2 separate regions of the Homo sapiens genome follow, and region 2 is linked to region 1. Evidence: chromatin contacts called from ENCODE Hi-C or POLR2A ChIA-PET data. All regions are on one chromosome and are shown on one strand. Each heading gives the region's core, a stretch centred on a gene start or an enhancer-like site at or near the end of the contact. The rest is flanking DNA. Distances are from core to core; before and after follow the strand shown. Region 1 overlaps LOC101927025 (a long non-coding RNA gene). Region 2 overlaps LOC101927025 (a long non-coding RNA gene).

What was found. Hi-C counts contacts between places; a loop is a spot of excess contacts on that map. ChIA-PET counts read pairs that join two places held with the same protein, here RNA polymerase II (POLR2A). Pooled maps may share reads with other maps.
Region 2: a map of astrocyte of the cerebellum shows a loop between it and region 1 (4-fold over the local background). The contact joins two enhancer-like sites. A Hi-C loop is called at or near these places in 2 of 168 maps with a recorded cell type or tissue (astrocyte of the cerebellum and tibial artery) and 4 of 50 pooled maps. POLR2A ChIA-PET finds 5 or more read pairs at or near these places in 1 of 52 experiments (BJ).

Annotation. Positions count from the first base shown.
Region 1 is chr15:93,121,446-93,124,145 of GRCh38, forward strand. The region is part of intron 3 of LOC101927025 (a long non-coding RNA gene); the gene reads left to right. Among named protein-coding and RNA genes, the nearest start is that of RGMA, 34 kb to the left of the region's middle. Within about 2 kb of position 1,251, at least 2 of the 41 ENCODE cell types and tissues checked have a DNase peak (open chromatin) inside an H3K27ac peak, as active enhancers do.
Region 2 is chr15:93,156,895-93,159,636 of GRCh38, forward strand. All of the region lies in intron 4 of LOC101927025 (a long non-coding RNA gene), which reads left to right. Among named protein-coding and RNA genes, the nearest start is that of RGMA, 69 kb to the left of the region's middle. Within about 2 kb of position 1,382, at least 2 of the 41 ENCODE cell types and tissues checked have a DNase peak (open chromatin) inside an H3K27ac peak, as active enhancers do.

The sequences.
Region 1 (2,700 bases), core at 1-2,500:
TGCCAATCCTGTTCTAGAGGACTGAGTTTTCAACCTGTGGCGGTGCTGGTGGTGGAACAGGTGGAATTAGCTAGAAGTCCCTGGAGCGTGGACTTCTCCAGCCCTTATTATCCTTACAAGCTAGAGCAGCTAGGGCACTTGTTGGGAGGTAATAGGAAATGGCTCCAGATTATTTAAGCAAAAGAATATTTATAGGAAGGATGTAGGGGTGTTTACAGAATCAATGGTTGGCTTAATTAATGCATTAAGTAGTGTGTGGAGTGCACACAGGGGAACACATTGCTCTCTTTTGTGTTCAGCTTGCTAGCTCAGTTGGTATCTAGAGGAGAAAACTATCAGGATGGAAGATATTTGAGTGTTACAAGAGTTGTAGGCTGGCAAAAGGTAGCGTCCAGGTTAGTTTTTATTTTATCTAGACAGATTCATTTCATTCGTAATATTCTTTTGAATTTCGGTTACTTTCTGTTTTTCATTTTTTAAAAAATACTACATTTCTTGGGGGAAGGGTTTGGTGGAAGCAGTTGAAAGGAAGGCAGTTTGATGGAAACTCAAGTGGTTTTTGATGAGTAATAATAATTATTATTATAGGTTTCCTACCTAAGCCGTCTCAGTGGGTAGTGTTTGCAAATTAAACACACTATAAAATATTCAGCCGTTTGCCACAATCTCGACTGATTTGCATAATCCCCTTGCACGCGCTCTGGGGTGAGCAATTCCCTAATTAATTATTAAATTCCCATCTGTACTCCGTGAGTGGGATAATGAAATTCCAGCAAGCCTTGAGAAAAGCCGAGCAACGCCCTCTGGAGAAGGCTCCTTGGCTTTCCCAGGCTTGGGTCCTTCTTCCAGCCAGGGGTCCCTTCCGAAATATCTCCCCGAAGGACTAATTGTAGATTTGGCTGGTGACTGAAACAGCTCCGACCTTCCTGTAACCCGGGATTCCACGGTTCTGGTCTCAGCCCCATACCACACACAGCCAGGCCACCAAGGAATCACCAGTGGCATGTCCAATATGGCTTTATAAGGACATTTCCAAACCCATCGTAGGTTTGGTTTAAGGACAGCCTCTGAGGTTCATTGCTATTCCCCTATTACCTCATTTTTGGGTGCATTTTTTTTTCCATATGGCCAAAGACCAGTTTTATTCTCTAGTCATTTGAAAGGAATTTGAAAGCCACTTTTCTTTCCTTTTTCCAATTTTTTTGATAAACCCACGACACCCTCCCTGCGGCTCTGGGAACTACAGGCCCAGAACAGTTGTAGGCAGGGCGGGTGGGTGTGGTGGGTGAAGAGGCAGAGTCGCCGTGGTGATATTGGTGTTGCTGGTGGCTGGGTAAGCGGGTAGCTGAGCATTCAAGTGCAACACAGGGCCCTGAAAAGCTGGTTTAGTCCAGGGTTTCTGGACTGAAACCTGAAAACTGAAAACTGACACTGAAGCCTGAAAAGCTGGCTTGTTCACCTGAGAAATGACATTTCTGAGACAGTTCACTGTGGGCCACTCAGGTGGCTCTTGTCTGGGGGGCGTTGTCTCTCGGTAGACTCTTTGTATTAAAAAAAATAGCTTTTGGCTGGTGTGGTGGCTCATGCCTGTAATCCCAATACTTTTGGAGGCCAAGGTGGGAGGATTGCTTGAGGCCAGGAGTTCAAGACTACCCTGGCCAACCCAGCAAGATCCCTGTCTTTGTTTTTTTATTTTAAAAACAAAACAAAACAGCTTTTACTAGTCCATGCTGTCTTTAGATACACCAAAGAGAAATGTTTGTAAAATTGCTGCTATTTGAGATTTCTTGGGGTCACGTGCTCCTCCAACTTTCCTATACAAACAAATCACCTAGCAATGTTGTTAACGTTGCATGTTCTGATTCTGTGGGTCTGGAGTGGGGCCTGAGATTCCGCATTTCTGGGAGACTCTCAGATGTTGCTATTGCTGCAGACCACACTGAGTATCAAGAAGCTGGGCGATAAGGGCATACTTGTAAACAGGGAAGAAATCAGATTTACATGCAAATGTGAAGATTCAACCTGATAAGTTCATGTGTACTTTTTAAGCTTTTTAGTGAAAGGCATGATTGGCTGGGATTAGAGCAAAGCCAGCATTAAAATTATGTTCTTATTAGGATCATTTTTCCTTTTTTTTTTTTTTGAGACAGGGTCTTGCTGTGTTGTCCAGGCTGGAGTGCGGTGGGGTGATCATGACTCACCGCAGCCTCAAACTCCTGGGCTCAAGTGATCCTCCAGTCTCAGCAGCCTAGTTGCTGGGATGACAAGCGTGGGCCACTATGCCTGGCTAATTTTTTTTTGTAGAGACGAGGTCTTGCTCTGTTGCCCAGGCTGGTCTTGAACTTCTGGCCTCAAGTGATCCTCCTGTCTTGGCCTCCCAAAATGCTGAGATTACAGGCACGAGCCACCGTGCCTAGCTGGATCTTTTTTTTTTTTTCATTTCAACTAGGCCTGTGTTAAAATTTAGAAGTGGATCTAGAATTGCCCCTGGGGTCTGAGTGTATTGTTGACCTGATGTAATTGTGAGGTGTTTTTGTTGTTGTTGTTGTTGTTTTTCTTTCTTTCTTTTACCAGCTGGATGTGACTTATAGGAAGTTTTCTAATCTCTTTGAAATTATTTATCCATCTGTAAAATGAGGATCATAACAGCTGGTATCACTGGGTGTGAACTCTGGAATTACACTGACTTGGGTTCAAATC
Region 2 (2,742 bases), core at 132-2,631, 36 kb after region 1:
CTTAGGCAAGTTACTTAACTTTTCTCTGTTTTGGTTTTATCATCTGCACAATGGGATTAGAAGTATATCCACCTCATAGGTCTAAGTGATTTAATATAAAAGTACAAGTGCTTCAGATCAGTGCTTGTATTTTTCGTATTTTTAGTAGAGATTTTGTATTTTTAGTAGAGATGGGGTTTCACAATGTTGGCCAGGCTGGTCTTGAACTCCTGACCTCAGTTGCTCTGCCCACCTCAGCCTCCCAAAGTGCTGGCATTACAGGTGTGAGCCACTGTGCCTGGCCGATTATAAGCATTTCTTTTTTTTTTTTTTTGAGACAGAGTCTTGCTCTGTCGCCCAGGCTGGAGTGCAATGGTGCGATCTCGGCTCACTGCAAGCTCCGCCTTCTGGGTTCACGCCATTCTCCTGCCTCAGCCTCCTGAGTAGCTGGGACTACAGGGGCCCGCCACCACATCCGGCCAATTTTTTGTATTTTTAGTAGAGACAGGGTTTCACCGTGTTAGCCAGGATGGTCTCTATCTCCCGATCGTGATCTACCCACCTTGGCCTCCCAAAGTGCTGGGATTACAGGCATGAGCCACCGCGCCCGGCCCATTATAAGCATTTCTAAACGTACATAAGGAAGATTTAAAAAGTCCTGCTATGTGCTCAAAGGGCACAGGCCGGGTGGGGAAACAAATGAGGTGAGAGATCCTGCACTCAAGCCGTGGTGTTTTTTTTTTTTTTTTTTTTATACTTTAAGTTCTAGAGTACATGTGCACAACGTGCAGGTTTGTTACATATGTATACATGTACCATGTTGGTGTGCTGCACCCATTCGCTCGTCATTTACATTAGGTATTTCTCCTAATTCTATCCCTCCCCCCTCCCCCGACCCAAGCCGTGGTTCTTAAAGCATCTGAGCTCGAAGACCAGCTTTAACACTTCCAGTCCTTGGTGGACAGTTCTATGGTCCTCACACATGACTAGTTGCAGCTAGGAGGGCCTCTGCTGGGAGTTCAATGCGCAAACTGGTCTACACCCTGTTCAATGAGCTGGGCACGTTGATGGGATGCTTAGGTACTGTGGCAATTTGAAAGTGCTATGCAAGTTCCTGAATTCTTATCCTCAATTTGTGGGCCAGTTAGAACAGGTCGCAGCAGCACTGGTCCAATGTTCCTTTAAGTAACCTTGCACTAGGGAAACTTCTAGCGAATTTGTACCCCTATAGTTTTCTTCCAGTTTCTTTCTTACACACAGACTCTTTTCTTCTAGAGGGGTTCCAAGTGACTTCGTCCCCTCCTGGGCTCAGCTGTGGCTTCTGAGCTCTCCAGCAAAGCCAGGCTCCCATTGAGAGACAAATCCAGAGCCTTGTGGACAGGTGCTTGGCAGGCACCCTGCCTGCAGGGCCACGCCCTCCTGCACAGCCATGCGTAGCCTCAGCTCCAGTTCCCTGACCTCCATGGACGCTCCGACACTCGGCAAAGAGACCAGTCAGGGGACCAGGGAAAGAGGCAGAGTGGGGAGCTTCCGGGCCCTCAGGCAAGCAGCGGCTAGGTGAGGACAGTTACCAAAATGGTAATCATAGCCAGGGGCTGGAAAACCTTTCTTGAGATGTAGCAGTCAAACCACATAGTTGTTAAATGACCATAACTATGTCTTAAATAATCAGTTCAGCTGGTCTCTATTTAACATAATAGCTGCCTATTAAACCTAGATTAAGTACAGAGTTCAACATCTCTAGGACACAGAAACCCCAAAATGACTGCCAAACCCAGAATGAAACCTCTGGCTGGAAGGAGCCGCAAATGTGTCCACCTGGCCTGGGTGTGTTCTGGTCTGGAGAATGCGGAGTCCGCATCCCACTGCCCAGCTGTCTGTGCTTGAAGAATAATATTTCCCAGGGCTGGGGCAGGGCGGGGGACAAGCTTTGGAATACATTTCAATCCTGATTATATCTCACGACTGCTTTAGTCTTGTAGACATTTCTGAACATGTCAGAAATACAGAAACACCTCCAAGAAGCACTGTGAGGCCTGTATGGCCTCGAATATACCAGATGATGGCAAATTCTGCCTCTTCTTTCTAGCCCCATTCCCCTGGCGTAGAAAGGTCCTTACCTACACTCAGGGCTGCAGTAAGAGCCCCCCACCCTTCTTCCATCCTCTATCCTGCCACTATTCACTGATTTATTCATCCATTCACTCACTTGGCCGGGCGCGGTTGCTCACGCCTGTAATCCCAGCACTTTGAGAGGCTGAGGCGGCTGGATCACGAGGTCAGGAGATCAAGACCACCCTGGCTAACATGATGAAACCACATCTCTACTAAAAAAATACAAGAAATTACCGGGCGTGGTGGCGGGCACCTGTAGTCCCAGCTACTCGGGAGGCTGAGGCAAGAGAATGGCGCGAACCCGGGAGGCAGAGCTTGCAGTGAGCCGAGATCGCGCCACTGCACTCCAGCCTGGGCAACAGAGCGAGACTCCGTCTCAAAAAAAAAAAAAACCAAAACAAAGAACATCCATTCACTCACTCATTCATTCATTCCAGAAATAATTTCTGTGTACCCACTATGTGCTGAACACTCAGGTAGCAAGACAGTGGCAGCAAAAACAGACCCCCAAGGGCTGATATTTTGGTGGGAGAGGCTGCCACTGTTCAGAGTGGTCTTTCTAAAAGGCAGTCTGTCCCCTGTTCTCTCAGCCTCCAGGAATAAAAGGTCCTGTTTATCTCTCTTTGCTTATTTCATGCCTCCGCCTTC